2 separate regions of the Homo sapiens genome follow, and region 1 is linked to region 2. A link is an interaction called in ENCODE POLR2A ChIA-PET data of the cell type or tissue named here. Cell type or tissue: GM12878. All regions are shown on one strand. Links, peaks and the distances in the headings refer to the core of each region. The heading gives the core; the rest is flanking DNA.

Region 1 (5,388 bases), core at 332-5,331, 66 kb after region 2:
AGAACAAGGGAGCAAAAGCCCTATCTTTTATTGAAAATGATGGAGGTGGAGGACAATATAAAAAAGAACCTTCTGAACACTTACTTAGCTTAAAGACATGAAAGACCCAGTGAGTTTTTATTGAATAGTCTCTCTTGTGTTAAAAGTACATATTCAGGACTATACTATGTTGTATTTGGAAATATTCTGATGTGTTTAATACAAATTCGTAGTGTATTCAGAGCATTGTATGTGTCTCACCAATGGTACACATTTGGATTAAGCAGTAATAAGGCCTATAAAAGAAGAAATGAAACAATAGTTTTCAACAATAAATGCAGGAAGAAAAACTGCTGATGGACCCAACTGAGAAAATGTCCTTTTACACTATCCCTTGGTGGTCAGTCTCCCTGAATCTGGTGTGCTTATAATTGCTGGGAAGGCAGTGTAAACCTGTGGCCATTCCTATGCATGTCTGGGAGGACCACAGCCCTGGTGTGGAGCACTGACAGGTTTGACTTTCCACCAGAATTGCTTGCTCAGCTTAATCCCATAATATTCCTTTCCCTTAGATTTGTTTTCTGTCTCGGTAACTTTTTCTCTCTGCATATAAAATTTCATGACTAAAATAACTTTAAAGTACAGAGATTGTATTTTGTTGAAGGAATGCATTGGGGGGGCTTTGGGCAGACTTAGCAAAATGTTTGTATAGCAAAAATGTTTTCTTGCTAAAAACTGATTTGCAAACTTGAACGTCTAGATGTGTGTAGGAAGATTTTAAAATTTAGGCAAATTGGTCTCTAAAGAGACCAATTTTGCTTCCTTTGTCTTGGTTCCAATAAGGATTTAGTACCAAAAAGTTCAGAAGGCTGGCTTCCCAGAAGAATTGTACATACTCCTCTGAACCCCCAAAAGCAAGGGAAAAATACACTCTAAGCTTATTATTTATCTCAGGTGTAAAAACTAGCTACCTTATATTTAAATAAAGCAGCCATAATTTATTTATTTATTTTTGTTGGGGGGGCATCAGGAACCAATATCAGGGGTGAGACAAATGTATTCCGAATTTCTCAGTGAAAGAACAAAAGCCACCCAACATCAATGCTCCTCTTCAAGTCTACCAGCTCTGTTTTTCCCCAGGAACTATTGATGACTGAGGAGACTTGAAAAGAGACCTAAAGTTCCACTAAGAAGAGATGGGCAAACAATGGTTTCATTGAACAGGCCAAAGATGAGAATGTGGGGAATCTGCTGTCTTCATCTGTGAATGTTTCCTACCTGCCGCACCCTGGGACTCAGGCATAGTCACTTCCAGACATGGTTGCCTCTCCATGTGGAGTAGGTCAAAGTCTCCGTCCTCCCTGGCCAGGTGGAAGCTCCAGAGGGACATGTTTCAGCTTAGTACAAGGTGGCTGACACTACTCCTCTGCAGGAAGAGGCTGGCTGGAGGTGAGGGCGCCCCACTCAGCCTGTACCCATCAAGAAGTATTCAGAAAGGATGTCTCTGGCATCCACAAGACTACTGGGCGAACCACACTGCAAAAATGAAAACTAGCGTACACAATTTAAATTGTCTTAAACAAGCAAATAATCCAGCCATTGGTGACTCTGGAATCTAGAGTGCAGCCCTGGGGAACTCGTACCCTTGCTAACAAGGATGAACATTGCATGCTCTGATCTCCTTCTTGTCTTTGCAGCTGGTAAACTGGGAGCTTTTGAATCTCTTCTTTACAGTCATGTAACGTTCCTGAATTCCACCTCCGCACAGTTTGGTGCATTCTGACCAGGCCGTCCATGGGCGCATCCTACAACCTGAAAGCATGAGAATGCCTTGTTAGGCCCGCAGAAACGGGACGGAACAGGGATGCTGAACTCTAGTAGAACTGTGAAATGTGCTTGTCTGGGCTCCTCCTCTGCTCAAGTATGTAATGATTGGTTAGAGTCGTTATTAGGGACAGTTAGGTCGTATGTGACTGACTGCAAAAAAATGGCCACAAATGCTTCACGGTTCTTCTCATCAAAAGGCAGACTCTGTTTCTCCACCTCTTGAATCTGGGCTTGACTACATGATTTGCCATGGCCAATGGGACATGAGCAAAAACAGGCCTAAAAGCTGCTAGGACCCTTCTACTACCATGTAAGCAAGCCTGGCTAGACCACTGGAGAGACCATGTGCAGAGAAGCCCCAGCCATCTCATGAGGCCCCAGATACGCAGGTGAGGCTGGTCTGGTCCAATTGTGCCACCAGCTAGTAGTAGCCACATGAATGAGTCCAAACTAGACCCAAGAAGAACCATCCAGTGGACCCAGTTCACATCACTGATCCACAGAATCTTGCTAAGTGATTGTTTAAAAAGACTGTTTTGGGATGGCTTATGCAGCAGCCATATAAGGAACACTAAACCACTTTCTCTTATGCCTTACTCCCCAAGTACTTGGCTCCCAAATGCTAAGTATAGAGAAGTACAATTTTTGTTCTTCCTACTCAGCATAAACATGCTGCTCTCCAAGAAAACTTCCCTGACCCCAGAGATTAATTAGGTTAGATCTTTTGATTACTGCTTCCATAGCACTCTAGATTCCTCTTTTATAGAACCCACCACATTTATGGTTACACATGAGATATTTGTTAACCACACTACAGCTAAGAGTCATGGAGGAATGTACCGTACAACTATGTACCTGCCACATAGTAGGCTTTAATGAATGTTTGTTGACTGGCTGACTACCATGTAGAACAGACAGCACTTTGATATGCAAACAGCTCCCTAATCATAAGGATCCTGAACCATCAAGGAGATCCTCATGCTTCAAAAAGAATAGGCCTTTAAAAATCAGAAAACTTGATGTACATGTTAATCTTCACTTTTTTACATGGGCACCTTCAGCACTGAAGTCCCTGGCAGGCATTTTCTTTTTCTTCTGAAGTCCTGGAACTCTGAAGTTAAGCTGGAGTTTGGGGATGTATAATCTTTCTCTTGGGTTACAAATAAAACCTATCTGGCCTCTGTGTCTGTTTGCCATCCCCAAATCAGTCAACACAGGTCTGATACAGTCACCCTCTTGCTTAAAACCACCTACAGAATCAGGTCCCAAAATCCTTGGTGGGCCACTGGCCTTGTGTGGTCTGGTCCCTGCCTTCCCAGCCTGGTTTCCTGCCTGCCTTGTCCTCTGTGCTTCATCTGCATCCCATTTATCACTTGGACCTATCACTTGGACCTATCATGGTCTTTGGCATCTCTGTGCCTTTGTAATGACTATTCTTGCTGCCTGGAATGTACTTTTCTTTTTTTTTTTTTTTAATTTGAGACGGAGTTTCACTCTTGTTGCCCAGACTGGAGTGCAATGGTGTGCTCTTGGCTCACTGCAACCTCTGCCTCCCCAGTTCAAGTGATTCTCCTGCTTCAGCCTCCTGAGTAGCTGGGATTACAGGTGTGCGCCACCATGCCCGGCTAATTTTTGTACTTTTAGTAGAGATGGGGTTTCACCATATTGGCCAGGCTGGTCTCAAACTCCTGACCTCAAGTGATTGGCCTGCCTTGGCCTACCAAGGTGCTGGGATTACAGGCATGAGCCACCGTGCCCGGCCTGGAATGTACTTTTCTAAGTGGCAAACTCCTCTAGATTTTTCAAGACCCACTCTAGTTTTCCCTGCTCTGACATCTCCCTGAACTCCAGTCAATGTAAGATGATGCTCATTCCTCAGCTCCCTGAGCACTTGGTGCATTGTTCTATTAGTTATTTGTCAGCTTGGATCAATATTATTTGGGGAAATAAAACTCAAGGCTGACATGACACTGCTGATAAACTTCTGGTTAGCCTTGCAAAAAAAAATCATAAAGTCTCAGGCCACGGCTGCCTTGTCTGAGCCACACCCTTAAAATGGAAGATGATGTGTTCTGGGAGGTTCTCAGGAACATTCCCTAAATGATGAACAAGACAAGACTCCTTTGACACATCTGTATCATTTTCCCTCTTTGCAAGGAGTGAATGGTGTTGCTAAGTCATAACTGACTTTGAGCAAAGTTGGACACATTATTGGTTTTATATGTGTGTAAAGAAGGAACTGTAATTCCTAAAGATTCTTTGCTTGAAAATTTATTTTTGGCAGGTAATTAGGTTATCTAAATGTTCTTTGATAAATGACCCCCACCGCCAATCTCCTTTATAAATTATGCTTGCTCAATATTTGGGAACAAACTTGGATCTAAAGAATCAAAATGTGGCCTGAAGACTCCAGAAGATGCAGACTCTCCCCGACTTTTTTTTTTTTTTTTTTTTTAAACAGGTCCAAGACTTAGCCCAGTGCAGAACCCTGCCTGTCCTGGAGACCACCCAGGCTGACACTTGGGAGCCATACCTGGGAACTGCTCCCCTTCAGACTCTTCCTTCAGCTGCTCACTCCGCCGGCTCTCTCGGGCCTCCCTCCAGCGTAGCTTTTGGATGGATGGATTTCGAAGGCATTTTCGGATGCGGCACTTTTTTCGCTGCACAGTCTCTGGGCAGGGTGCACCTCCAAACTGAGGCTCCATTTGGATCATCCGGGTTCGAATCACGTGGCCTTTCCCACATGACTTGTTACATTCCGACCACTGGGACCACTCGGTGAGCTCACAGTCAATGGCTGGCAAGACACAGATGGGCATGAGTGTATCACATGTCTGAAACAAGATATGGTCACGCTCTCCTTTGAACATCTCAACAAGCCTATGAGGGATGCAAAGCAGGTGCTGTGTCATGCTATTTTACAGAAGAAGAAACTGAGGCTCCAAAGAGGCAGGCTGACTTCAGCCCGTGTGGTTGGTAAGCAGCAGAGGCAGGATTGGTGCCAGGTCATCACCCATTCTATGCTCCCTCTATGACTCAAGAAGGCTTTGGAGGACTTTCAGGATGTGTTCAGAGCCTCTTGCCCTGCTCTGTGAACTAGAATATTGTCAGATCAGCCTCAAGTACAGAATAGCTTCCCACAGTCCCAAACTCACTGGTGATATTTTTCAGAGCAAGGCCAGCAAGCCCCCTGCTGCTCTTTGGAGAGAACAAGTCAACAAGCTAAAGGCGGCTGACCCTTGTGGACCAATACCAAGGACATTGTGGTTCTAACACACCCTGGCAGCTTTTCATTCTCAACATCATCCTGTGTTCTATATATGGTGGTCTATGCAAAAAACACAGGAGCCAGAAATGGGACATTCAGTAGAGAAGAGGGTCAGGAGCAAGTGGTGCTTTATGGTTTATCGAGATCCAGTAAATTCTTACTAAGCCAGCATCTCATAAATGTGAAAGGAAAATAACACATCAGTTTGACTGTCAGGATGTGTCCCAGGGAGGTAAATTATTCCAAGCTCTCTGTTGGTCTTGCAAGGCCAAAGTCAGGGTGGTGGACTTAGATGTCCTCATTTAGTTCAACAG
Region 2 (5,388 bases), core at 267-5,266:
TTATAAAATGAAATTCACAGTACAGCATAGATTTAATTATATATGCATAGGAAAACAGGACACAAGCTAAGAGTGGGCATCCTTAGATGGTGGAATTATGGATGATTTTAATTATTTTTGTTTTTTTCTTTTCTGTGTCTGGATTTTCTTTATTGAACATGCAATATGTTTATAAGGAAAAGGAATTTTTAAAACTTGAGTTTATAAGCTTAAGGGAATATAATTGGTGTAGTTTTCTAGAGTATAGTTTAGTGTTATTTATCAATAGCCTCGCCTTTTCCTTTGACTTGATAAATACACCTCCAGGGATAAGAACCATAAATATCTATCTACAGTGATATTTATCATGACATGACTTATAATAGTGATATACTAGAATTGTCTTAAATAGACCAATGGTTAAATATAACTCTTTTTTCTAGTGGACTTAAAGCAGATCGGTGTAGCTTATAAAAATTATTTAAGAAATATATATGATGACATAAGTTGCTTATACTATGATTTACCTGAAGAAAAAATACTTTTTGTGTTATTTTTTAATCTTTAAAATAATAGATAAAACAATGGGAAGAAATAGAAATTGACCCAAATGTTGAGTTATCTTTTTCTTTATACTTTCATAAAGTTTTTACAATGGTGTAATTATTTTATAAGAAAAAAGTTGTAAATTAATTTGCTAATTGATATAAAATGATATTTAAACTTTTTTTGGTTTATATTGTTATTGTTTCCAGGGAACTCTGATTCTTATTTTTACTGTTGCATTTTTTTTCCTTGTATGATTTGTTCATGTCTTTGCCCATTATCTGTTACTTTACTTGGAAAAGCCTGTCATGTGAGTTTTGAAAAATTACACACCTTGTGTAACCATCATTACAAGCACATATAGGACATTTCTATCTCTCCAAGAAGGTCCCTTGTCTCCCTTCTGACTTTTTATTCCCATTGTTCAGTTTTGCCTGTTTCTAGACTTTATATAATAGAAATATACAGTATGTACTCTTTTTGTGTCTGGGATGTTTTTGCTTGGCATGATGATTTTGACATTCATCTATGATATTGCTTGTTTCTATGGTTCTTTATTTTATTATTATTATTACTATTTTTGAGACAAGGTCTCATTCTGTTGCTGAGGCTTGAGTGCAGTGGTGCCATCATGGCTCACTGCAGCCTCAACCTCCCCAGGCTCAAGTGGGCCTCCTGCCTCAGCCTCCCAAGTAGCTGGGACTACAGGCACACGCCACCACGCCTGGCTAGTAGTTAGTTCTTTTTTATTGTTTGGTAGTATTTCATTGTATGATATACCACAATTTACTTGTCTGCTTATTGATAGAACATTTGGGTTGTTTCCAATGTTCATTAACTGTGAATAAAGCTGCCCCAGACATTGATGTACAAGTCATTGTTTGGACTTACATTTTCATATTGCTTGGATAAATACCAAGTTGTGATTATTGGGTCGTATGGTAAGTGGATGTTTAACTTTGGGAAACAGGTGGTTTCTTATAAAATGGTTGTACCATTTTACATTCCCAGCAACTGGGTATGGAAATTCCAGTTACTCTGGGTCTTTACCGATACTGGGTATTTTAGCCAATCTAATGGCTGTGCTGTGGTATCTCATTGTGGTTTTAAATAGCTTTTCCTTGACGACTAATGATATTCAGCATCTTTTTATGTGCCTATTGGCCATTGGTATAGCTCCTTTTGTGTGTCTGTATGTCTTTTGTCTCTTTTGAAAATTGGATTGCTTTGTGTTACTGAGTTGTAAAGTTTCTTAATATATTTGGAACACAAATCCTTTGTCAGCTGTGTATTACAGATAGTTTCTTCTAGTCCATATCTTGCCTTTTCATTTGTTCCTTCCCTTTTAATACTTACATCCTCTTTCTGTAGTAGACTTGCCAGAACTTTTTTTTTTTTTTTTTTTTTTTTAAGAGTTGGGGATCTCCCTATGTTGCCTACGCTGGACTTGAACTTCTGGGCTCAAGTGATCCTCCCGCCAGTCTCCTGAATAGCTGGGACTATAGATGTGCGCCACCATGCCCAGGCCAGAACCTTATAACAAAATAGTTCAAACAAAATGAACACAGTAGATAACCTTGTTTTGTTAACTATTTTTTTCTACATCGTGTACAATGGTTTTAAAATTTTTTGGATAAGTTATATAAGTATCCTATTAGTGTTTTCCTTTAATGTTATTTGCAATGTAATTTTACCAGATGCTGTTTTGATATCTGTAGAAATGGATCCTCTTTGTTTTTGTTAAGCCATTACTGTGATATGTTAGATCATTAGAATATATTTACTTAGTACACTGAGGGGTTTTATACACCATCATTTTACCCCAGTTTCTTGTTTATTTTATTAAGTTGTATGGGTGTTGTGTTTCTTGTTTCCAGTTTCTAGGTTCACAGAAACTTGTGACCAAGAATATATTTGACTTGAAAGATGAATTGGGTAGTATGTTCATCTTCATATTCTCCCAGGGCTTTAAATTTTATGTTCTTTAAAAATCTGGATTTAGGGTCAGGCGCAGTGGCTCATGCCTGTAATCCCAGCACTTTAGAAGTCTCAGGCAGCAGGATTGCTTGAGCCCAGCAGTTTGAGGCTGCAGTGAACTATGATCACGCCAGTGCACACCACCCTGAGCAACAGTGAACTGTCTCTAAAACAAGCAAACAAACAAAAAACAAATGAAATTTGCCACTGTTATTAACTATAGTTACTCCTATTGTTGATAAACAATTTTGTCTATTTCATCCTGTTGATTCAGTTTTCTACCTCTTGAAATGTAAGCTTTATGTGTAAATACATTTTTCTTCTTAAAAATTTGGTGTGAAAACATTGCCTTAATTAAATTTCTCAACATATAGCTGTGGTTAAAAGTATCTTATTTTTGTTACAGCCTTTTTCGTTTGAATATTTATATCATCTGAAAAAAAAATTTTTTTTAATGTTAACTACATGTCATCATAATGCCTCTGCTTTTTCAGGGAATCTGAAATGATAAAGACGTCCCCCTCATCAGTGGTACTCATTTAAGTTTCTGAGTATGGTGTTCCCCCAACCCCAAGGAACCAGTTTTTTGTTTTTTAATTGAAACAGGGTCTCTGTCCTCCAGGCTGGAGTGCAGTAGCACAATCATGGCTCACTGCAGCCTCGACCTCCCAGGTTGAAGGGATCTTCCTACCTCAGCCTCCTGAGTAGCTGGGACTACAGGCGTGTGCCACCATGCCCGGCTAATTTTTAAATTTTTTATATAGATTGGGCCTCCCAAAGTGCTGGGATTACAAGATGTAAGCTGCTGAGCCTGGCCAGGAAGCAGTTCTTAAATTATCAGGACTACCAATGAATAGATCCTTGTATTTTTCCTTAAATTATTTTGTTCTGTTTTCCTTTGGGTTTGTTTTCTAAAATCTTAGAATTCATTGCTGTGTTTTTACATCTTTTAATGAACACATTCACATTACACCGTGAATACTACATTGAGTCATTTGGATATTTTTTAATTTTCTTTTTCATTGTTTCTAAGAGATAGGGTCTTAGTCTGTGGCCCAGCCTGGGGTGCAGTGGCACAATCATAGCTTACTATAGGCTCGAACTCTTGGGCTGAAGCAGTCCATCTGCTTCAGCCCCTTGAAGAGCTAGGACTACAAGCATGTGTCACCACGCCTGGCTAATTTATTTTTATTTTTATTTATAGAGATGAAGTCTCACTATGTTGCTCAGGCTGACCTCAAATTCCTGGGCTCAGGTGACTGTCTCACCTTGGCCTCCTGAAGTGCAGGGATTACAGGCATGGGCCACTGTGCCTGGCCCTGTTTTTAATTTCCTAATTTAAAATGTGTCCTTTCATCATGTGAATTTTTATTATATATTTAAAATTTAAGTCTTTGTTGATTTCTGCTTTTTTGTTCTATTTTACTTTTGGCATCATGGCCAGAAATTGGCAAGTTTTAGACATTAGAAAAGGTATGTTTTTGCTGTTTACTGCAGGAATCAGATCCAGGTGTTGAGGGGACCTACAGCTTATATAATTTTGAGGACCCTCTTTAGGAAAGAAAATACAAGATTATGCACATGTGAATATTTGTTTAGAATAAGAAAAGGTATCTGTGTATGCGAGGGGTCTAAAAGCCTAACTTGATTCATTTTGTGTTTGATCTATCTCTGCTTTAAAATATATAATTTTGGCCCCACGTGGTGGCTTGTGCCTGTAATCTTAGCACTTTGGGAAGCTGAGGCGGGTGGATCACTTGAGGTCAGGAGTTTGAGACCAGCCTGACCAACATGGTGAAACCCCATCTTTACTAAAAATACAAAATTAGCTGGGTGTGGGGGCTCATGCCTATAATCCCAGCTACTTGGGAGGCTGAGGCAGGAGAATCCCTTGAACCTGGGAGGCGAAGGGAGGTTGCAGTGAGCTGAGATCGCGCCATTGGACTCCAGCCTGGACAACAGGAGTGAAACTCCATCTCAAAAAAAATATATATATATATGTATATGCGTGTGTGTGTGTGTGTGTGTGTGTGTGTGTATGTATATGTGTGTGTATATACATATATATGTGTGTGTGTATATATATATATATATACACACACACACACACACACACACACATATATATAAAATTTGGTGTATGTGCCGGGCATAGTTGCTCACACTTGTAATCCCAGCACTTTGGGAGGCCGAGGCCGGTGGATCACCTGAGGTTGGCAGTTTGAGACCAGCCTGACCAACATGGAGAAACCCTGTCTCTACTAAAAATACAAAGTTAGCTGGGCATAGTGGCGCATGCCTCTAATCCCAGCTACTGGGGAGGCTGAGCCAGGAGGATTGCTTGAACCCAGAAGGTGGAGGTTGCGGTGAGCAGAGGTCACGCCATTGCACTCCAGTCTGGGCAACAAGAGCGAAACTCTTGTTGAAAAAAAAAAAAATTGGTGTATGTGTATTGCATCTGCATTAATTTTAGTCATTACTTTGTGTCATGTATATATTTTTTACTACTTTACATACTATAGCTGTTTTTCTTCTAGTGTTTCTAAGCTTTTACATTGATTTATACTTTTTTGTTGCCTAAATATTATTTTTACTGTTGCCTAATGGCATCTTAAAATTTTACTATAGCTCTTGCCAAATAAATTTTACCATGTTTGATATTGTTTTTACACGTGTCTTCCTGGCTTGACTAAATTTGCTACATTATTTTTTCTCACTCTTTTTTTTTTTTTTTTTTTTTGAGTTGGAGTTTTGCTCTTCTTGCCCAGGCTGGAGTACAATGGTGCGATCTTGGCTCACTGCAACCTCCACCTCCTGGGTTCAAGTGATTCTCCTGCCTCAGCCTCCCGAGTAGCTGGGATTACAGGCATGCACCACCACACCTGG

What was found. ChIA-PET counts read pairs that join two places held together with the same protein. Peaks named below come from ENCODE experiments on the same cell type or tissue, not always from the same donor. Only the 100,000 strongest peaks of a DNase experiment are listed, where the experiment ranks them.
Region 1: POLR2A ChIA-PET joins it to region 2 with 5 read pairs; 3 of 35 experiments call an interaction of 5 or more read pairs at or near these places.

The regions. Positions count from the first base shown.
Region 1 is chr11:14,261,927-14,267,314 of GRCh38, reverse strand. It overlaps SPON1 (spondin 1), which reads right to left. Exons shown (of 16, transcript NM_006108.4): 15 at 4,340-4,603; 16 at 1-1,791. The coding sequence ends at 1,628. Among named protein-coding and RNA genes, the nearest start is that of RRAS2, 95 kb to the left of the region's middle. In GM12878, for the core only: no CTCF peak of the experiment used is centred there; no DNase peak of the experiment used is centred there.
Region 2 is chr11:14,328,221-14,333,608 of GRCh38, reverse strand. All of the region lies in intron 1 of RRAS2 (RAS related 2), which reads left to right. Among named protein-coding and RNA genes, the nearest start is that of RRAS2, 28 kb to the left of the region's middle. In GM12878, for the core only: no CTCF peak of the experiment used is centred there; no DNase peak of the experiment used is centred there; H3K4me3 peaks cover 1,181 bases; H3K27ac peaks cover 2,053 bases.